Linked DNA regions of Homo sapiens: regions 2 and 3 are each linked to region 1. A link is a loop called in an ENCODE intact Hi-C map of the cell type or tissue named here. Cell type or tissue: A673. All regions are shown on one strand.

What was found. Peaks named below come from ENCODE experiments on the same cell type or tissue, not always from the same donor. Only the 100,000 strongest peaks of a DNase experiment are listed, where the experiment ranks them.
Region 2: it touches region 1 in a loop (2.5-fold over the local background); 9 of 110 quality-filtered maps call a loop at or near these places.
Region 3: a loop joins it to region 1, with 8 times the contacts of the local background. A loop is called at or near these places in 29 of 110 quality-filtered maps.

Annotation. Positions count from the first base shown.
Region 1 is chr13:102,453,486-102,461,485 of GRCh38, forward strand. No RefSeq gene overlaps it. Among named protein-coding and RNA genes, the nearest start is that of FGF14-AS2, 63 kb to the left of the region's middle. In A673, a CTCF peak has its summit at 4,050 (motif pointing left); a DNase peak (open chromatin) is centred at 4,026; H3K27ac peaks cover 329 bases.
Region 2 is chr13:102,397,810-102,405,809 of GRCh38, forward strand. It overlaps a transcript of FGF14 not described here. Among named protein-coding and RNA genes, the nearest start is that of FGF14-AS2, 7.2 kb to the left of the region's middle. In A673, CTCF peaks have their summits at 2,327 and 4,756; DNase peaks (open chromatin) are centred at 2,272, 3,032 and 4,672; H3K4me3 peaks cover 4,106 bases; H3K27ac peaks cover 4,492 bases.
Region 3 is chr13:102,193,031-102,201,030 of GRCh38, forward strand. It overlaps a transcript of FGF14 not described here. Among named protein-coding and RNA genes, the nearest start is that of MIR4705, 150 kb to the left of the region's middle. In A673, a CTCF peak has its summit at 4,356; DNase peaks (open chromatin) are centred at 3,161 and 4,371; H3K27ac peaks cover 2,425 bases.

The DNA.
Region 1 (8,000 bases):
AATTCCCATAATTCCCATGTATTGTGGGAGGGACCTGGTGGGAGATAATTGAATCATGGGGGCAGTTTCCCTCATACTGTTCTCATAGTAGTAAATAAGTCTCACAGGATCTGATGGTTTTATAAGGGGTTTCCTCTTTTGCTTGGCTCTCATTTCTCTCTTGTCTGCCACTATGTAAGAGGCACCTTTTACCTTCTGCTATGATTATGAGGCCTCCCCAGTCACGTGGAACTGTGATTCCATTAAATCTCTTTCTCTTTATAAATTATCCAGTCTGGGGTATGTCTTTATCAGCAGCATGAAAACGGACTAATACAGCAGCCAATTCTACATGGGTCTCTTACTCTAGGTTTTGATAACAACTCCCGAATGCCTCCCTTGAGGTGACCACTCTTACTAGTTCCAGGTTCCTGCACTATTCCTCGTAGTTTCTCTATAGCCTACTTGTATCTGTGTAAATGCTCCTTTTTTAAACCCCTCTTTGAATTTTCCTACTTTGAGTGTGCCATCTGTTTCCTAGCTGGGACTCTGACTGATACCATGATAGAATCAATCAGATGGTATAAGCATGAAAATTTTTAAAAGAAAAAGAGAAAGTGAGAGAGAGCCTAATCGTTCAGAAGTGGCGATGAGAATTAAGAAGGGGAAAAAATGCCTCCAATTGAAAGGCTTCAGGGGAAGTTGTATGCTGAGATACCAGCCAGATTTCTGTTAGAGGCCCTGCTTGGAAGGAGTAGTGAAAACAAGATTTGAGGATGGAGGGGAAAATGGGAGGAAATGAAGGAAGGCTTTTAGACTGCAGAAACAGACTACAGAGCTATTCCACTGGATGCACCCTTCTTCATACAAGGGAAGAATGACCACAAAGTCTCTGCAGAGATCATCAGGGCTGCCTCTTCCTATTTCAAAGGGTGGGAGTTGGGGGAATCTCCTCAGTTTCTATTTCAACAGGTCAGACTGTGGCCACCTGGAGCCTTGAGGGAGGGGCCACTGGAAGTCTTGGAGCACAACCCTCACCTTGCCCCCTGGCAGAGCTGAGGAGGCAGGATAGCAGCTCCAGTGGGTCCTGTGGGTTGGGAAGGCAGAGCATCAAACCACAAGAGTATTCTCCATCTAAAGGTGCAGTGGGGGCCTGTCAAAGTGGCTCACGCCTGTAATCCCAGCACTTTGGGAGGCTGAGGCAGGTGGATCACCTGATGTCAGGAGTTCGAGGCCAGCCTGACCAACATGGTGAAACCCTATCTATACTAAAATTACAAAAAATTAGCTGGGCGTGGTGGCGGGTGCCTGTAATCCCAGCTACTTGGGAGGCTGAGGCAGGAGAATTGCTTGAACCCGGGAGGAGGAGGTTGCGGTGAGCCAAGATCGCACCACTGCACTCCAGCCCAGGTGACAGTGTGAGACTCCATCTCAAAAAAAAAAAAAAAAAAAAAAAAAAAAAAAGCAGTGGATTTTGCCTTGCTAGGTTTTTGACTTGCTTGGGACCCATCACCATCTACTTCACTATTTATCTCTTTTTGAATGGAAATGTCTAACCCTATGCCTTCTCCACAATTATATTTTGGAAACACAAAACATATCCAGGTTCACGGTTTCACAGCTGGAGACGAATTTTGCTTCAGGATGAATTGTACCTCAAGTCTCACCTATATCTGATTTCAATGATATTTAGGTGAGACTTTGGATTTCAGACTTTAGAGTTAATGCTGGAACAAGTTCAGACTTTGGGGTTGTTGGGATGGAATGAATGTACTCTGCATGCAAGAATGACATGAATTAGAGTGGGGAGCCAGGGGCCTAATGTTATGCACTGAATGTTTTTCAAAATGTATGTGTTCAAAATAATGTTTTTTAAATTTATATGTTGAAGTCCTAATCCCCAATGTGATAGTATATGAAGGTAAGTCCTTTGGGAGGTAATTGGGCTTAGATAGGATCATGAGGGTGAAGCCTCATGATGGTGTTAGTGTCCATGTAAGAGGAAGAGGCTGGAGCTTGCTCTCGCTCCACCATGTGAGGATACAGCAAGAAAGCAACCATCAGCAAGCCAGGAAGGGAGACCTCGCCAGGGACCAAATCTGCCAGCAACTTCATCTCAGACTTCTCAAACTCCAGAACTTGTGAGAAATAAATGTCTGCTGTTTCAGAGACCCAGTCAATCGTTTGTTATAGCAACTTGAGCTGGCTGAGACAAAGAGGATTTGGCCAGTCACAGAGCAGGAATTCTAGAAGGCACGGTGACGGGGTTTGAGGTGACAGGGAAGGTTGTGGGATTGGGACATATTAGGGATTTACAGAGAGGAACATAAATGGAAGTTCAAGTGGTAGCAAACGTTCTCAGAGGTTTGGACTTATGGGGATAACCAAAGCAAACTGTGAATTGAGGCATACTAGGGATGGCCATGATTATGTCTTAAAGGCAGATTAGCTTTGGGCTCTAGCATTCCATTATGCTCCCAAAATTTCTATTGTTGATATTGCTACTGGTTGCTCAGGTCATAAGCAGTTATTCTGGCAGACAACAGAGCAGGACCACTCCTGAAGGCTTTGGTCAGTGTTCTAGCTACAAACAAGGGCCTAACGCAAAGATAATTTGGCAAATGATGAAAGCTTATTAAGATGGAAGAGACTAGGGTGTATTTAAAAAGCTGATGGGAAAGAGATCAAGGCAAAGCAAAGGGTTGAAGACACAGAAGAAAGAGAAGGTGATGACGGAGAAGTCCCTGAGCCAGCTGGACAAGATGGAATCCTGAACGTCAGTGATGAGATGGGTCTCTTCTATTCTGACAAGAGGTAGGTAAAATTGATCAGTATAGTAGAGGCTTGAATCTGGACAGGTGGTTGTATGCATGAGGGGTAATTCTATAGACTATTACTCAACACTGGGGTGCAATTTCACATTGCTTTAATGTCTCCACATTAAATTTCATCTGGCTTGGCATCCAAATGGCAGATTGACACAAAGTCCATTTTTAAACTCTTGGGGATTCTCCCACTTCCCATTAGATATTCAAAGAAAAGGAATATCTTCCATGTCCCAGAGGTGGCTTCCTCCAAATGTGCACTCCTAAGAGGAGAAATGTCTTGATGTCGCTGAGCTCCCGCAGGTGCTAGTGGCCCTTCTTTCTCTGATTTTGCAACCTGCCCTCCCAATCACAACAAAATAGGGCTGTCACCAGCTGCAGGCTCAGACCAGTCAGGTTCTTTGATGGCTCGTGTCTCCACCTCCTCTTCTACATGGTACCTGCATCCGGCACCCCAGCCACAGCACTAGGCACAGTGCTAGGGATTCCTGTGCCAAAACATGCATGTCACCTGCCCATAACGAAATCCACACCCACCTTGCCCTTTCTCCTGGAATTTGGGGATAATCACAGAGTTCACTGCTTTTTGTTTCATTCCCTGAAACACCAACTTTTTCTCTCTAAAATTACACGTTTGCCCAAGACAAAACCTTGGACTTTTGAGACATAAAGAAATTTTTTTCTCTTCTCTAAGAGACAGTAAGACTTAGATCCTAAAAACATAAGGGCTTTTATCCTCTGTCTGAGAAGGGGTGGAAGGGAAAAATCTCCATCATTCCACATGGATGAGTAAACCAGCTCTCCACATACCCAACAGCAAAAAAGAACGTTTTTTGGCTGAAGGAGGAAAGAAACTGATAGCACTATCTTTAGCAGGTCACCCCCACTACTTGTCTTAATTCAAGTAGCCACATTACCAATGGGTGGCGTTGAACCTAGATCACTGGTATGTGATCTAGCCAAGAGGCTGTGGGCTAAGTTTGCACACCTGAGACAGGCAGCTCACATACCTGTGTGTCTTGTATATATGTGTAATGAATGATGGCGACTCTGCCCCATGGAAAGAAGTATCTGAGCCAGAGGCAGCCAGGGATTGTATCCGATTTCCAGGTCACCATGTCGTTTAGAGAGGGGACATGGAGGTAGGGAGGCTCATGCCCAACTCTGGGGACAAAGGAGAGAGTACTGGGGCAGCTGGTCTGCCTGTGCTTCAACAGTGACACCATGTGGCAGCAATGGCTACAGGGACTGCAGACAACCTTTAAACTTCCGGTTTCCTCTGTGCGAGGTGATTGACACGTCATCTAGGATAGCCTGAGATTCTTGACCTGTCATGTGGAGTGTGTGTGTGTGTGTGTGTGTGTGTGTGTGTGGTGTGCGCGCATGTATGTGTGCTTCAGGTGTGAAAATTGATAGAAGTAAAATTCCAGGGGTAAGAAAACAAAAAGATCTTCAAAGATTGTAAGAGGAGGGCCCGATTCCTTTGATTTGGAGAATAATAGAGATTTAACTGTTTTGTACCCCTGGTGGAACAGGGCATACTGGCTGCAGCTCTAAGACGGACCTTCCTTCACAATACCCGTTTACACTTAGTAGCCCCACTGGAGTTACAGAGGGAAATTTCCTAAGTCAGAACAGGGACATACACCACAGAGGAAAAGGTGTGGATTTTGACGTGAGGTAGACTTGGGTTTAAATCTCACTTCTTCCACTGATTAATTGTGTAACTTAGGGCATGTTCTCTTAACAATATGAGCCTCAGTTTCTATATCTACCAATGGAGGTGAGATATAGGATCAATGTCATAATTACAGTCATCAAGTGTTACCACAGTGAGAAATTTCACATCCTTTCTCCTCTTCTCATGATATGTTGAATTGTTGATTTGGCTGTCAGCATAAAAGTTTACAGCCAAGGTTACAACTGGCTTAATCCCTGAATGTTTATAACAATGACAAATTTGGAATAAATTACATGAAAGGGAAATAAATAAATATGATGAATTCATATTGAGAAATACTATGCAGGCATTAAAAATAAAGCCTTCAGCACATTTCAATGACATTAGAAAGCATTGACAGAATATTAAGTAAAAAAGGCAGCACATCAAGCCTCACATCATGTGTAATTTAACCAGGATCATATTTACATATATTCATATAGTATTCATATCCAAATATATGCCTTATATATGGAATTCAAAGGGCATTGAAATAGTTGCTTAAAGGAGATATGAAAATCTTAATAACTCCGCTGGGTGCAGTGGCTCACACCTGCTGTAATCCCAGCACTTTGGGAGGCCACAGCAGGCAGATCACCTGAGGTCAGGAGTTTGGGACTAGCCTGGCCAACATGGTGAAACGCCGTCTCTAATAAAAATACAAAAATTAGCCAGGCATGGTGATGCACCCCTGTAGTCCCAACTACTCAGGAGGCTGAGGTTGCAGAATCACTTGAACCAGGGAGGCGGAGGTTGCAGTCAAACGAGAACATGCCACTGCACTCCAGACTGGGTGACAGAACAAGACGATGTCTCAGAAAAATAAAAAAATAAAAAATCTTAGTAACTTATCTCTCTAGTTCATGGGATTCTAATTTGGGGGGAGAAACAGCTTCAGATTTTATAGTCATAAAGTAAATGACTTTTAAAAATGAAACGAAATAGAAGCACTGCTTTATGGCTTTTCTGTGTAATTTCGGCTACTGTTCTGTGAAATTGGGGCTTCATCTTCTCTTTCTTATGTTCCCACACTTTAGATAAATGTACAGAGAAAGAGGTTGGGTCTGTGAAAGAAGGAGGGAAGGCGAGGGAGGACACAGCCTTTCAACTTCTCAGCCACATTCTAGTTGTTCTTGGCCAGGTACTAGGGGATGCCACCCTGGGTCTGAAACTTGCAAAGTTCTATTTCTTCCCTTGAATTTTATTCACTGAGGACCCTGAATGATGCCAAATCTGAGAGGGCTAAGACTCATCCCCTTCCGTGGCAAGTAAGCTGTTATGTTGGTAATAGCTAAATATGAGTATTTATTAAAATAGTAGTAATAATAAAACATGATCCAACTTCCTCAGAACTTTCTTCTTCTGTCCCCAAAGTAACCCTTTTGCAGCTCTAGACGAACATACGTGCCCCTCTCTCCAAGCACCTATTTGATGTCCCCTAGAATTTTTGATGGTAAGCTGGCAGTGAGGCAAGCAGTTACTTTAGGAAAATTAATCTACTGCAGTTAATTCACTTTTTTGTTCACTGCGAACACTTCCTAAATATCTTCTTTGTGCCAGGCACGATGCTATGGAATGAGGATCCAAACATGAATAGCTGGAGTTCGCAGACTGTTGCAGACCTCTTGACCATTAGCTTGATGAATAATGTGGCGGAGGTCCATGCAGAATACTGTGGGACACCAGAGGGCAAGCAAGGCTCTGCACAGGAAATACAGAAACGTGGAGGAGAAGGCGCTTGCATGGGTATGGAAGAAGGCTCTGAAGCCTCTCCCATGTTTGGGCAACTCTGTTTTATGAGCTACGGGTCCCCAGAGCAGAAGCTGGAATCTCACTTTCCCCACCTCCATCGCAGCTACAACAGGCACGGGGCACAGGCTCCTCCAATCAGACACACCTGCTCAAGATGGCCGGTTTGGAGAATTTGGAGGAGGGTCTGACAAGGTGCACTCCAGGGAAGGGTGGCAGTGGACCCCACACTCAGCAGCCATCGTAGGGGTAGTGATCCTGAGCACTCACACTAAGCGGCAGAAGCTGGGGTCTTTATGGGACAGACGCACACCACCTCCATTATGCTCTTGTGAAATTCTCAGAAACCCCAAGAACTGTGAACTATCCCTAGATAAACTCCCTTTCTTCTTAAACCAAAAATAAAATAAAAATGCTTTCTTAATGTTATGGTAAAAACATTTGATTTTTTACTTTTTAATGCCAGATTTCAGTGTCCTCAAATAAATATTTCCACCTAGAGATTAAGAAAGAGGTAAAATGACATTATTAAACTGAAAAACTCAGTTCAGTTTACATCAAATACATATTTTAACTTCTTTAAATCAATGACTATCCAACCTTTTAAAGGGCAGAGGACTTTTTAGTTGATATTTCATGAAATCTATAAACCACATGCATTAATATGTAAACGGGTAACAGCAGATTTCCTGGTTGCTCTGGGACTGATGCAGGTGTGGCCTCCATTCTCCATTTCAAGGCGACTCTGCGGCTCTGCGCAATACAGTTAAACATCGCTTCATTAACTGAATGGTTCACAATATTCTCACCACCCAGGGTTCTTTATTATTCTTTCCCAAAGTTTCTAATACTTCCCCCTATGCCATCAAAAGTGAATTAACTGATCTAGACTTTCTACATATAATTTCCTTTAATCTTCTCAAAATTCTTATTAGATTGATACCAATGTATCCATTTGTAGATTTTTTTTGTTCACTTGCAAACACTGCTGTCTTTGGGCTTTACTCGAGACATGAGCGTCTTGAAGCTGTTGTCAAGGACGCAAAAGCAGCCTGAGCAGGTGTTGGTCTAGGTCCTCAAACGGTTGCCTGTTCTGGTCCGTTGGACAGGGGTGGAACCAATGCATTCTTGGTCCCTTCTGGAAGGTCTTGGATAAAACCGGATCTACAGCTCGGGTGGATATAATTGGCAGGCAGCTCATCTCCGCCAAATAACCAAGGCAGAAGGACCCACAGATGCCGCAACGCCTGAGTCACACTGGCCTGCTGCACCCTCCAATTCCTAACAATACTTAAAACATTTGGCATTCTTGCAGGCAGCCTGTCCAACAGATATAATCCAAGCAACTAAGTTATCTGAAATTATCTTGTAGCCACATCAACAAAAATAAAAAGAAACAGGTGAAAGTAATTTTAATATGTTTTATTTAACCCCATATAGCCAATATATTTTCAACATGTAATCGATATAAAAATATGATTAATGTTATATTTTGTATCTTTTTAAATACTACTTCTTGGAAGCCTGGAGGGTATGTCACACTCACAATACATCTCTCAGTCAGTGACACTTCAAAGACTCAAGAGACACCTGTGGCTGGTGACTACTGAATTGGATGGTACAATCAGGGGTTCTGATTCACTTGCCTTTGAATTGTTATTTATTTATAATACCTCATGAAATGATAGTAAGACAGAAATGAAGACAGACTGTATTACTCAAAACAT
Region 2 (8,000 bases), 56 kb before region 1:
GTCAATCCAAACTATCATACTGGTTTAAAGAAACCTATGAAGCCTCCTTCAAGCAAAATAAATGCCTTGGACTTAGTATTCCCTATTTAATGATTTGCCTAAAATAAAGTCACCTTGCATGACTCCTACAGTGAAAGTTGAAGCAGGTAACATTTATTCTAAATGCATAGCTGTTGCTCTGCTAGGAAAGTAGGACATTTAAGAGTGTGTGTGTGTGTGTGTGTGTGTGTGTGTGTGTGTGTTCTCTGATAATAGTTGTTAGACTGGGTGTTTTAATGAAGATAGCAAATTTACTTTATATCCAGGACTTTTAAGCTATTGGAATTTATTTTAAAAAGCATATATTGTGCAAACACATTTTTCATGTTCTCTTCCAGTTAAATTTTACATAAAACAAGCCCAAAACACTATTTAATGAAGACCTCTTATATAAGTATTAATAATGAGCTAATCAATAACTTTTGGGTAGATGAATAACTTTGTCCTTAAATTCGTAACTCTATTTTCTGCTTATTTTCACACCAACTTGATTATATAGCGGTGCTCTGAAATTCCACGAATGCTTGAACCACCTACACTTGTTGACAGTTTAGCGAATTGGAAATAATCAGTAAATTATTTCATAACTTCCAAAGATATAGGAAGGAAAATTAACCTATTATTTATCTCTGAAATAAGAATAGGTGCTTTACACCAAATTCACTGGTATTTGGCAGTATTCTCCCAAGTTTCTTAGTTTGAAACCAGTTAATTGTTCTCTTTTTAAATTTAAGATAACATAATAGGTAGTAGTCAATCTGTTCCTTTTGGCTGTAACAGTTAAAAGAATTTTAGTGTTTGTTTCATTTTAATTACCCAATTAACTTTTTAGTTCTACTGCTATTTTGGGATCAAAAACCTGCAAAAGATTTTAGGCTTTATGTTACTAGCAGGAGAATGGAACTCACGAAGTACAATAGTGAAAGGGAATGGCTTGGCATGGGTTCGATTCAAGCTTAACAGGCTAAAACTTTTAGAAGGTAAGATAAATAATGTGACACATTAATGTCCCATTTAAATATATATATTATATATATGTATAATATATAATATATATATATACTAAATGCTCCAACTCCCTGGTTGGAACTCATATCCCTGGTTATCTAACACTAAATTATCCTATTAGAATAGTTGGTAATGTTCTTAGATACACTTTGAGTTAGCCCATCAATTCATACCCAAATACTTTAGCATTCATAAGCTGCAAAATGAATTGTTCTAAAAATAAATTGTCATTTGTTCCACAGTTTCCAAAAATGCCTTGGAAGGGGGGAAAAACTATTCCAGAGAGATGAAAGTGGGTGGGATGGAGGAAGTGTAATAAGATTGTGACTCGTGTATAGGGAGAAATTTAGTGTTTCCGGTAAAATTGTTTACAAAAAAAATTATAAAGGCCTACAAAGAAACTTACTGTTCTGTGCTAAATTATTTCCCACTCTCCAGTACTATGGAAGGACTGACTTCAAGGTCCCTAAGACAAATGGTCACATCTAAATAAAAAATGTTTTTGCACTATTCCTTTCTCAGAAGAGAGTTAAATCTTTTCACAGAAAGACACAAGAAGGGTTCAAAAGACCACCATTTTTGCAGTGTAAAGCAGTCACCCCTGCCCTTCCCACTGCAGCCCTTGGCCTTTCTCACTTTGAGAAGTCTTGCAAAAAGGGTCTTCATATTAGGCTGTGAGATAGTGTTGCAGATGTAAGTTGGTTTTGTATGAACCAAGCGTCAGCAAGTTTTAGGTTTGATGTCGGGGACTTGGAGTACATCTTGGGGTACACTTCATAGCTGAATTAGACATGCGGGTGGAAAGGTGACAACACTGTTTTCCCCTTGGGCAATTCTCAGGTTGGTGTGTCGTTTCAGAGTTGCTAAACGCTGAGGAGTTAAGAAGAGAGGAGGGTAAAAGGACGGAGGAGGAGGAAACAGATGGGGTGAATAGAAACGGTGTAAGAACTAGAACACAGGGAGGAGGACTCAGGGCAGAGCCCAGAGCCCACTGCAGCACCGAGTCCACGGAGCAGCCAGAGGCTACTACCAGAGCCTCAATTGCCACCCCAAAGTACCAGCTGGGGGCAATCTTCTCCGCCCCAGCATAGGAGCCTCTGCCCTTTTAGACTGTCTAACAACTCGCAGTTTCTCCTTTGCTGCAGGAATGGTGGCCGCAAACGGTCTCAGCCTCCGCACCCACCGCCTCCGTCCCCGCCCACCCGCACCTCCTCCTCCTCTGCCTCGCGCTGCACCCGCAGGCGGCAGACCCCTCGGAGCGCGCCACCCCAGCTACGTTGCATTGGCAAGGTTCGGAGGCTGGAGGGCAGCAGCCACTTGCTGCCCCAGTCGCTGGGGCTCTGGGTGCCAGTGCGGCCCCCGGCAGAGCCCAGGGCGTCAGGGAGGCCGTGGAGAGCCATGATCTACTGCACCGCAGTGCCAGCGTCAGGAGCTTCCAGAGCCCGGGCTGCCACTGCGGGACGGCCGATCTGCCCGCTCCCTCCTTCAGACACAACCCCAGACAAAAACAGCCGGCCCCGGGTCCCTCTCCACCCTGAACGGAGCTAGGGGACGCCACACACTCCCGGCTGCCAGCGTGAGCGGTTCCGGGAAAGGCTGCGCCCAGCCTCCTCGCCAGCGCCGCCGCCACCACCATGCAGCCCTCCAGCCTGCCTCCCCTGGGTTGCTCGCCCACAGCTCCGCGGCCGCCCCCAATCGCCTCGGACTGAGACGCGGGGACGGGAACCCCTGGGATCCGACTCCCCAAATCAGATGCATTTGCATTTCTTATGTAATGTACTGCAAGTTCCCTTGTTGGAGCCCTTTGGAATCGGGGCGCATGATCACCAGTAGGCTTAAAAGCAGGAACTCACGGCCTGGCTCATCCCCACCCCTGGCCCTGTGGGACCCCGACGCAGGGCTTTGACACCGCTTTCTAAAGGGGGGGACTTCAATTACAAATATTAGAGGGGCTGGGCTTGTCCTCTCAGTCTGGGGTTCCCTCCCGGCGCAAGCCTTGCTCAAGTATTCCCGGTGGCAGGATGTGTCAGAGGCAGACAGGGGGAATGAGTTAATGCTCGGGCACCCGGAGCTGGACGGGGGAGGGACGCGGGGGCTGACGGAGGAGCGGGGCCGCGAGGGAGGGGGCCTCTTTTACTTTGGTAAAGGTGATCGTGGTGGCGAATATTGTGCAAGCTAATCAGAAAGTCTAGAGCAGGTTCTCGGAACCCAGCTACGTCCCTCGAACCTGCTGCAGAAGTAAGGGGAGCTCGCGGTTCTTTTTCCTGGCAACTACCGAAGCTTCAGCTGCCTGGGGCACAACCTTAAGCCATAGCCCTTCACTATTCCACCAAACATAGGCAACCAAATACATTAAAAAAAAAAAAAAAGTTTCCTCCTCCCTCCTAGTGATGGATTGTGTCACAGCCAAGGGATGCCAATAATGGTTTTGGGGTTCGTAGACGCCGATCCAGCTGTTACTTGTTTATTCATGCAACACCTCTATATGCAACACTGTCCTGGTTCCTGGTATGTTTCCCCTGCCTTCCTGCATAGCAGAACTGCAGATCTAGCTCGATGAGCAACAGACAGGTTATTATGAGGAAAAACATAACATGATGCATGTTTCGCTTACCAGTTGGGTTCTTGTTTTTCTTAAGACTCTTGCCACAAAGACACTGCAGCATATGCGTTCCTTTGCTGAAAATGTTCCAAAGAAACCACATTGATTTGGGCGAAAAGCAATCCAGCAGCTTAGACACCCTGAGAAAGAAGAGATCCTTGTGGTTGCATAATAATAATTTGAAATCAGTTCTCCTGAAGAGGGGCACCGGTTTTACCATAGGAAAAACGATAATATTCCGGATCTTCTCCCAGTTTTTTCCCCTCACGTGGTATATTTCTTTGAGACTTCTCAGTGATTGTTTGTTTTCGGCCAGGGTGAATGATTTATCCCCCCTCGATCACCACCGGATTATTACCAAAGGGTTGGAGAAAAAATCCTTTTTCAGCATGAAGCCAAACAGAAAAGCAAAGAGATCCCAACTGAGATCAAAACTAATCAGGGAGAACAGTAATGCACAAAAGATCCCCAAAGAGAAAACCATAGCCTTTTTACTTGATCGCTATGAGGATGGGTGGATCTGCAGAAGGCAAAGCAGGATTCATCTTACTGAGAGAAGACTGCCATTGTGTAGCCCCTAGGAGAGAAGGAAAAAAAAAAAAAGAGGAAAGAAAGAAAGAAAAAAGAAAAAAAAAGAAAAAAAAACACCACCACACACACTCACACACCAATACCACCTCCGAGATTGAGTCTGACAGCCGAAGACAGAGCCTCCCTTCTCCCAGTGTCGATTTTTTTTTATAATCAATCGCCAGTGCTCAGTGGGATCGGTTTGAACCTGCAGTTCTCAATCACCACGAAGAAAAGATGCAAATTTAGGTGCCCCCTCCCCTTGTCAGTCTTGTAGTAGGTAGAGAGCGCCACAAATCCCCTTCCTCCTTCCTCTCACTCTTCCAGTTTCCAACAACCGTGAGCATGAGGAAAATCTCCCCTCCGGATTCCTCGCCCAGCCTCGGATGTGAGTTACAGGCATTAGAGGGAGGAGGAGGAGGAGTTGAAGTTTGCATTGAAAAGACTGGCTTTCCATGACGTAGCCACGTGCTTTCAGACCCGTCACCAGTGAGATGCTTCAACCAGCCCAGGGAGGGCAGTGTCACTGCAGTCTCTCTGCTAGGGCCCCTCCTGAAGTCTCCCCACCCGCCAGCTCCAGCCCCAGCCCCAAACCCAGACCCAACGCGCGACCCTCTCCCTCCTCCGCCAAGCGCCAGTCAGCCTGCTGTTTGCTCTTGGAGCCAATCTGACAGCCTTCTATTAAAAGTGAATTTTGAAAAGTAAAAATTAAAAATTATAATGAGTAAACCTTAGAAAATGCATGTTGGGAGGTTGGAGGTGGGGGGGAAATAAAGAGAAAAATGGGTTTAATGCTTCTCCACCCAGCCAAAATCAGTTCCACCTTCACATTTTCAAAAGCAGCATATAATGCACCTAAAACATTAAGGAAAACTCAAGTTCCTTTAATTCTTATTATTGGACTCCTACTTGAGGGGCTGTTTGAAAAATGTAAACTAGATATATAACAGATATTACCAGAAACCGCCTCTTAAAAGGACAACCACTAAAATCTAGGTGGCAAACTGTACTTTTGTGGGGAGGGTCATGTATACATGAGAAAATGTATGCCTTTTATAGACAACACGTTACCTTTAAATAATTGTGCAGAAAGTCCCTGCTTAAATCACGCCCTAATTCTTTGCATGTTTCTGCACTCATTAATTGAGCTAACATTAAATTCACCCTCATTTACTTCTCATCTGCACATCTCACCTACACTAATCCAACCTAACAAAACAGGCAAGTTTTCTATTTTCACCAACATATAACCCAGCTTCCTACTTGCCCAGAAAAATCAAAGGATTTCAGACCAAGCTGTTATTTTATTTTATTCTACTTGGAGGAAAATACAATGTGCAAAGTGATACAAACAATTACAAAAAATAATATAACAAACTCCAGAGTACCCGCTACTCAAAAGTAACTTAGCATTTCATCATATTTTTGAGATAAGGATTTTAAAGAAGTAAAACTGACCACTCCCATTCTCTGTAGGTAAATGAATTAAACTTATGCCAGCTTATTTCTATTTTTATAGGTAAACTGACATAAAAATTTTAACTCTAATTTAAATATATATATTTAGAAGTTTCTTCATAATTTCAAAAAAATTAAAACTACTGCCTCTACTGCATGGTATATAAACTTAGATGTCGATTTATATAGTTGAGGATTGATGGAAAAGACTGATTTGATTTTAAAAGTTGATTTAAAGAAAATCGACTAACTCCTTGATTATCAGTTGTCAAAAAACAAAAAATGGAATAAACATCTTTACCACTTTTAGAGTTTTCTATTAGTTAGGATGCTAAAATTAGCATTGATATCCTGACCTTCTGGGAAACATCAGTCAATTCTAGGTAAGATAGAAGAATTTAAAACCAGTAAATCCCATAAAGGTTAAGACATTGGAAAGCTATATCATGATGGCCTTGATGTGTCAAAAGGATCATGTCATACAGCTTTTAAAAATTACTACAATTTAAATATGGTCTAAAAAGGTTTGTGAGGTAAAGAAATAGAGAATACTAAAAGTACCTGAATGTAATGCCAGTGACTTACTAAGAAGAAACAGACTGAAAAAAAAAAAAATGAAGAGTGGAATTCTTTTTGAAAGAGGAAAAATGGAATAGCATGGCCAAATAATTAGAAAATAATTTTTATATCAATCAGAGACAGATACCATATGCTGCTTCTATAACATGTTGGTGTCTCCTAGGGGGTTCCAGAATATCCCAATATATTATCACTGGGCAAATGCCAGAGAAATAGCTGAAATATAAATAGGCCTTCCAAACTCACAGGCTCTGATGTTATGTTAAAACTTTCTGAGTTCCCTGGAGTATTTCACAAATAGAGTAAAATTTGGGGAAATATTCTATAATTATTGGATCTTCTTAAATGCTAGTTTGTTATAAAGACAGTCTGTCTCAAATCAGCTCTTCTTGAATATGAGAATTTGACTTTCTTCTCTGCATTCTGACAGTGAATTTGTTCCCTACTGAAATAAGGAATAACTGCCAGAAAACTGTCATTTCTTTTGCTACATGTTGGTGAAAAACTTCTTTGACTTGTGACCTAAGGAACAATATAAAAGACAATTAACTGTGACTACTATTTATTGAGAATCTATTATGCCAAGCAATGTGTTAGTTGCTTCTCATATTTTATACTATTTAGAGGAATGAGAAACTTTCTTATGATGTATAACATTTTGCTCTTTCTGCACTTCTTTCCTATATTTATTGATATATTATTTACTTAGGTTACATAGGCTACTATTCACATCATTAAACCCCGCAAAAAGCAATTGTTTTTGTCTGGAAAAGATGACTAACCAATTAAGGTTACTTTTGGTCTAAAGGACCCTCAATTTTTGATGTTTTCTGAGTAGCCCAATTCAGTCATTCAACCAATATTTATTAAGCATCCGCTCAGTGAAAATAACTGTACAAGACTCCACGTTGGATACTAAATGATGAACTTGAACCAGATTTCCAGTTATACAAGAAAGACTAAGTATGGTCCAAGAATTAACTCAGGTTCTGGGGCCTCCAGATCATGGATGATTCAAATATACATATGATGCTGACCTGAATTCCAGACAATTATTTAAGGTTTGTTTTGGAAGATATCAAAATGTTTGCTTACTCTTTGCCATGCTACATTCCAATCAATATTAGATGACAAAAATGAAAAACTATGGGGAAAAATGCAAGTTTTGAAATGCATGTAAGTAGAAATAAGATTTAAAAATCTGAGACTGTAAGAATTGATAGTAAAATTTGTAGTATATAGGAGAGAAAATCTGTAAGACTGTTTTCATAAGGCTAACGTAAAATAAACCCAGTACTCATAAACAAGTTCATTTAAAAATTAAACCTACCTTCAGCATATTATAGTAAACAATTCTAAAAGTAACTGTAATGACCAGAATTTCATGACACAATCACATTTGCATTTTATTTTAATGTAAGATATGTGAACTTTCATGATATTAATCAGCAAAAATCTGTAAAACTATTGCAGCATGCTTTTACTATTTGCTTCCAATTATTGCTCTTCTATTGCACTCTTCCTTTTAGTATTGAACCCCACCCGCTCTACAGTTTTGGAAGGGCACATGGGTACTCAGATGGAGAATACAATTTTCAGCCCCATCATAGTTAAGTGTGGTCACGTGACTAGATTCTGATCAATGAGATGTGAGCAGCAGTGACATGTTCAACTTCCTGGTCATATTCTTCAAAGGAAGCTCCTTGCCTTCCACGTCTCTCTTCCATCCTTCCTGTGAGCTGGA
Region 3 (8,000 bases), 260 kb before region 1:
ACTTACGCATGTTTAGGTATTTGTTGCATCAGCACCCCACTTCCTGGTACCAAAATTAGTGTGAGTCTTCTTGGGCTTCCATAATAAATTACCATAGACTAGGTGGTTTAAGCAACAGAAACTTATTTTCTCACAGTCCTGGAGGGCAGAATTATGAGACAAGCATGCCAGCAGCACACTTTGCCAGGTTCTGGTGGGAGCTCTCCTTCTCTCTGTGCTCTGCCATGGCCTTTCTTTGGAGCATGCGTGTGGAATGAGAAGCAAGCTCTCTGGTGTCTTCTTTTGGGGGCACTCATCTCATCATGAGGGATCCAGTCACATGATCTCATCTAACTGTAATTACAACATAGACATTTTGAGAACACAATAAGGACTTTGAAAAGCTCCAACATGTTTCTGAGAATCTAGAAGGCAACACACATGTGCAGGAAGTTGAGACACCTGAAAAGGTCCTAATTTTTTAACTTTTGCTGACCTTGAGTATCTGAGCAAGCAGGACATTAATGGTAACAGAGTTTTCAACTGCCTACCAGTAAATTGAAGGCATGCACCTAACACACATGGAACTATTCAGGAAAGACTGGGAGAGTTGCTCGTTCAAGATACTAAGGAAATGCATGTCTAGTCATTAGCTGACAATTATGTTAACCAGTTACTACACATGAGAAACTATAGAGTTCTTACAGGAAAGTCATGAAACAAAGAACAACAATAACAAACAGGAACAATAGCAAACTGTGAAGAATGGGATCTGGTTTCCAGAGTTGCTACATCATATTATCTAAAATATTCAGTTTCAAAAAAATCATGATACATGTAAACAAACAGGGGAATATGGCCCCAAAACAAGGGGATAAAATCAGTCATGAATTTTTTTATTATAATTTTTGTCCCTGAAAAAGTCCATGAATTAGAATTCCTAGTCAAAAATTTGAAATAACTTTAAATTATAATTTAAAGCCATTACAATTATTTTCAAAGACCAAAAGTAAACCATGAATACACATTTAAAGAAAAACATGAGAATGATATATCAGCAAATAGATAACATCAACTTAACATATAAATTATTTAAAAAATCGAAATTCTAGAGCTCTAAGATACAATAACTGAAATAAAAAATTTGCTAGGGAGACTTTTTCTATGTTACAAAATTAGCCAACTTTTATTGAGAGCTTAAAACATATTAAAATACATATTAAATACACATTAAAATGTATTGTAAATGCTTTATTTTTCTCTTTTTTTAATTTAATTTTAATTTCTGGGATACATGTACAGGACGTGCAGGTTTGTTACACAGGTAAATGTGTGCCATGGTGGTCTGCTGCACATATCAACCCGTCACCTAGGTATTAAGCCCCACATGCATTAGCTATTTATCCTGATACTCTCCCTCCCACTGCCCCCCTGACAGGCCCCATTGTGTGTTGTTCCCCTGCTAGGGAGACTTAATTGGAAATTTTACTTGGCAGAATAAATAATCAGTGAACTTGAAGACAGGTCAATTGAGACTATCTAGTCTGTGGAATATAAAGAAAAAATAATGAAGAAAAATGAACAAAGTCTCCAATGTCCCTGTGATGCTATCAAGTGTACCAACATCCACATAATGAAAACTTTAGAAGAAGAAGTAAAAGAGAAAAAGTAGAAAAAATATTTGAGGAAACAGTAACCAAATTTTCAAAATTTCATTTGAAAATCATTAAACTATACATATTAAAAGAAACTCAGAATGTATGTAAGATCAACTAAAATTATCCATGCCCAGACATATCATAATCGAATTGTTGTCAACAGTAAAAGATAAAGAGAGAATCTTGAACACAGTAATAGAGAAGTGGCTCATCACATACAGGGGTCCTTGATAAGAGGAACAATTGATTTCTTATCAGAAACTATGGTTTCCAGAAGGCAACGGGATGACATACTCCAAGTACTGAAAGAAAAATACTGTCAAATAAGAATTCTATAATTTTCAGAACTATTCTTCAAAAATGAAAAAAAAAGTGAAGACATTGCCATATAAACAAATGGAAATAATTTGTCACTTATAAATCTACTCTATAAGAAATGCTAAACGGAGTTGTTCAGTCTGAAAATAAAGGACAATAGACAATAAATAGAATCCACATGAAGAAATATTAACAGCACCAGTAGACGTAACAATATAAATAAGCATAAAAAATAGTATGAATATACCCTTGGTTTGTAATTTTTTCCCTGTTTATTTAAAAGGTAACTATACAAATCAACAACTATAAAATGGTGCTGATGGACTTATAATCTGTAAATATTTATTCTTATATAAGAGCACAAAGAAAGGGGGAAAAGTAGAGCTATGTAGCAGCAAAATTTTATATACCACTGACATTAAATTGGTATTGATCCAAACTAAATTGTTAAGATACTAGTTATAATCCTCAGAGCAACCATTAAGAAAAGAATGTAAAAATACAATTAAAGAAATATTAATATTAATGGAATTAAAATGTTATACTAGAAAACATCTATTTAGCATAAAAGAAGAAAATAATGGAAAAAGAGAGAAACAAACAAACAAAAAAAGACATATAGAACACATGTGCCTGGACAACATGGTGAAACCCCATCTGTACAAAAAATACAAAAATTAGTTGAGCATGGTGGCCAATTGGAGGCTGAGGCTGGTGGATCACTTAAGCCCAGGAAGCAGAGGTTGCAGTGAGCCAAGATCACACCACTGCATACAAGCCTGGGTGACGCAGTGAGACCCAGTCTCAAAAAAAAAAAAAAAAAACTCAAATCAAAACAACAGTAAAAAAAACCCACATGTGGCAAAATGGCAGATGTAAAGCTTACTTTATCAGTAATTATACTAACACAGAACATTACATTTGGATAATGATTTTTCTGATTAAATTTGTTGTAGACAGACAGAAAACAGAATTAGATCAGTATTGAGATTACAAAGTGGCATTAGCAACAAGCAAGGAATTGAATCCACAAATGTCTCTTTGGAGAGAGGAAGCAGGATGTATGTGTCACCTCTTAATAGATTCATCAGGATAAACTAAACAGCATGTTCAAAAAGTTTATAGGATTGGCAAATAATGTTTTGGTAAAGTCATTAGAAACCATACAATAGCTATTATGATGATAATTTACAGCCGTGACAATCGTCTAGACAAGAGAATTAAGACATTACTGGTTCCAATTTTAATTTGAAACAAAGCTAACCGTATCATATTAAGTGCCCTAGTCTTGTGGCCTCCAGCCACTGGGTGAAAATGTTAAATTCATTTGCTATTTTTCCCAGAAGAGCTGACAGAAGTAGGCAGGGGTAGGAGAAATGAATGAGTCAATTGTAAAGAAATTTGGATTCAAGCAAAAAAGCCTCAGGAAAGAAAAAAAAATCCTTCCTGCTGCAGCAATGTTATCCAAACAGTGGGGTTCTCAGTTTGCCTAGTACTGAAGGACATCTGATAAACAGCCTCTGGTAAAGAAAAAGGTAGTGGTTTATCTTTTTAAAATTTTTATTTTATTTTTCATTGACCAATAATAATTGTATTTATTTATAGCATACAAGGTGATGTTTTGATATATGTTCACAATGTTGAATGATTAAATCAGACTAATTAACAAATTCATCACCTCACATATAATTTTTTGTGGCAAAAACATGTCAAATCTACCCTTTTAGCAATTTTGAAATATGTAATGCAATCGTATTTATTATAATCACCATTTTGTGTGAAAGATCACTAAAGGTTACTATTCCTGTCTACCAGAAACTTTGTACCGTTTGATCAACATCTACCCCCTTTCCATCCATCCCCCTTTGTCAGGCCCTTTTCAGAGATAAATCACTGGTGGAGACTAGAATGACTGTTACCAGTGGTTTATCTTTGAAGAGTCCACACCTGAGTCCAGATTTTGTTTTTTTGGTTTTTTTTTTTCTGCTCTTACAATGTAAACTTAAAGCAAGATGGACTCTAGTGGTCTCAATGATAAGGAGAGAAAATAGAAAGGAAAGACCTATTTCTGTGAGTAGTATCTGCTAGGATGGGTTCTCAGGACACAGTTATAGACATTCCATTGTAAGAACAGGTATTCATTTACATTTGATGAATGTACAAATCAACCACATTTAGTTTTCCTATTGAGGTTTTATCGTACTCTCTCCAAGCCAATGACTTCTTCACATTCTCCTTTTGGCCCTTCTAAAGTGGATATCAAGTCAAAGTATGAGGTAGTGCATTTCAGAATCATGAGTAGGAAACAATTTCAAGACCCAGAGCCTAACCCCTTTACCAGCACCAAGTACTACTGCCCTAGACCCAGGGGTACACTGGAAGGTATCCTGGCCTGGAAAGTACAAATTGAGCTCTAGGTGGGGCTCTTGCTTTTCCTGAGACCTTGGCCAAGTCACTCAACTTTCCTGACTCTCTCAGTTTCTTTACCTAAAAAAGGAGGAAGATGAACTGGTTGAGCTCTCTTGCATCTTTAGAATTTGGCGGTTTTAGATGCCCCTATCATATAAAATAAATCTCTCAATTCCTTTAAAATAAATATATTTATGCATAAATAATTATATATTTATACATAATAAAGCCATAAATACAAATATCAATATATTTACACATATATAGATACATATTGATATCTTTTATATGTAATTATATATACATACGTAGCATAACACACGTATAGATATACATATGCTATATAAACAAAATATATTATGATAAAAGTGTTTTGAAACAGTCTCCCAACAGCCCATCCAAAATAGTTTTAGATCATTACAAAATTATTTCAGGGTCTCAGAATCAAAACACAGAAAAGCCTCACGGTACACAGTAGCCCACTCCTGATTTGAGATGGCATTAATCAATGAGAAACCTCTAAATAGAGGGCAACCAATATTGTGAAACATGCTGTCTGAGTAGAAATAGCCTCAGAAATCATGGCGAAGCAACACTTTTCTTTTTTCACTCTCTAGCCATGGTCCTCTTCTAACTGGGCACCGACTCTTTCCTCCTCTCCCAGCTTTATCCTTCCCCTACCCGCCCTGGCGCAGAGTTGTCATCTTATGACTCTGGAACCCCCTTGCAATGTGCTGTTTCTGTACCTCACCTCTTGGAGGTAGATGTTGCAGTGGCAGCCTCAAACAGGGATGCTTTTTTAGGCACCATCGGAAGCCACAGCACAGTGCTAGGCAAGAATCAGAGGAATAAAACACAATCTCCTGGAGCTGATGGTCCAGTTGTCCCAACTGGAAAACGAAGTTAGACCACAGTGGTATGCAAAGTGTCTTCTGACTGTAGAATTCTCAGACAAATGAATGCACACCAGTGCCAAATATAACACATTAATTTTAATTGTAGCCCTCTAGAGAGGATGACCTAGCCACTGAGTGAAGATTTCAGGCAGGTGGGCCTTTCTGTTTCCACCGAAATTATATTATATTGGCAGCCACCTAGTCTTAAAATTGCCTTTAGGAAGGCGTAGGAGACTGAATTGGAAAATGCAGCCAGGCAATTTATGGGAAAATTGAACGGAGCGTCCCTCTGAGTAAGGAGACAGGGCGTGGTAATGTCAGTCCTCCTTCTAAAGACCAGAGAAAATTTCTGTTCCACCTGATAAACTCTGTATCCTTTTGGACTTTGTAAATATTGCACTTGGAATTGACTGTCATTTAAATATTGAGAGGAAATCTGCCAAAGTTATTTGATTAGTCAAATGCTTTAAAGATTCATTAAAATACCAACCCTGTGGGATGAGGGGAGGTATTTTATTCAATGCCTTCCTCATGTGGTATCTCTGACATGGCTTATGGACATCCTCAGTAGTTCCAAAGGGATTAAATGTTTAAGTTCCTGGAACAAATGGAAAGTGCTTACTCCTCACTCTTTGTCAAACTCTAAAACTACGACTGCCTCAGTGAAACCCCCAATATCCTTATGTCTAAATGTCACAATGATGATGCAGGTCTTGAAATATACAAAGAACTGGCTTAAGCTGATATAAATCAGAACCTGAAACACTATTATTTCACTACTACAAATAGTTTAAAGTTTGTAAAGATGTGTAGGTGGTTCTTAGTTTTATTATCTTTGCTGTGAGTCACTAATATTGCTTCATAGTGGAAACTGTCCATTTAAACTAAAATAAATCTTGTCCACAGAGAAAGCTGGTATTGGTTGCTTTTTAGTTAAAACAGTGTAAAGCCTTGGTTTAATAGAGAGTTCGTCTTTCTTCTGAGGAATTAAAACATGTTCATACAATAGATTATCTTTTTATATCTTTCCTTCTACCACTTTACCTCTAATACTAGGATAACTAGCTAACATTTAATGAATGATTTCTAAATGCTAGGTGGTGAGTTGGTGAGTTAAAGTGGCTTTCTATGGATTATTTGTCTTCAGAACAACCCAATGAGCCAGGTACTTTTGTGACTTGATGAAGATAAACAACTTGATTAGGTAGCAAACCTAGTTAGTCATGGAGCCAGAAACCCAATCTTTGACACTAGACTAGATGAATTCATTACAAAGTCTTTCCAAAGGGTCCGTCTATCCAGCCTCTTCTTTTTCATATTTTCCCTTAGGCATTTTCTGTTTGGAGAGTACAAAAGACCTCTAACCCACCTCTCTGATCCCATGCTGTAACCCACTCCACAGCCAGTCTACACTCTAATCTCACGCACTGCAATATATTCACTCATGTAATCCAATCCTTCAGAAAAATCCAAACTCACACATCCTTCGCATTCACAATTTTCTTCTTTCTCAGTGTGCCACATGCCAGACTTTAGAGCGTGTTTCTCTCCCTATCTGAGACCCCATCTTCTTCTGCACCTCAAACCCACTTCCTCCAAGCAAGCTTTCCACAGCACTTACTAGGCACATTACACTTTGGGGATGCACCCTTGTCCTGGATTAAGAAAATAATGTATGCTGCAATAGAAAGATCACAGGGCTTAGCATCCAGAGACAGGTGTTAAAATCCTGTTTCACTTGCAATTTTACTTAATATCATGTGGCCTCAGTGTTGTCATCTGTGATGGGGAGTCATTACTATCTGCCGCATAGAGTTGCTAATAGGGATTAAATGAAATTGTGAACACACACACACATATATGCACACACACAAATATATGTATATATTTATATGCATATACTTTCACATATGTAGAATTTCATTTAATCCTTGTTATATTTATGCATGAATATATGTGCATTTATATATATATAATTTTGTATACCCACATATAATAACTTTGAAAACTATAAAATGCTCTAAAGAGGTAAACAATCATTACTGTTGCTAAACTGATTTATTATGTATGTATATTTTGCTTCCTCAACTACATTTTTTATTCCTAAAGGACAGCAATTCTTTTCATTTATATCTTTCTCTTTCTCAGATTCTAGCACAGTGCTATACACCATAAAAAATGCTCCCCAAATACTTGAGTAAGAATATTCCCAAGACCTCTAGGGAGAAATCATGATTCCCATATTATATGTTAGAAAAACGTCAAGGCAAGAAAGTGGCCAGCCAACTAGCCATTGGGAAATGCAGGTCTTCTCATTCCCATTTGATTGTTTTTTTTTTTTTTCAACCAGGCTGTTCTGTCAGCTTTTTCCTTAATAAATCGGACTTCATTTTTACTAATGACAGTCAGAGACTCTACTTACTATTTGTGGGCAGCACCAAGTAGGTGGAGTGTCGACTTCATTTGGAGGGTGTCATTGCAATGAAAAAACACCCTGACAACTTGAAGATGTGGGCAGATATAAACAACAGCATTGAGGCGGTAGCTCATGCCTGTAATCCCAGCACATTGGGAGGACAAGGCGGGCGGATCATGAGGTCGGGAGATCGAGACCATCTTGGCTAACATGGTGAAACCCCGTCTCTACTAAAAACACAAAAAATTAGCCAGGCGTGGTGGGGGGCGCCTGTAGTCCCAGCTACTGGGGAGGCTGAGGCAGGAGAATGGCGTGAACCCGGGA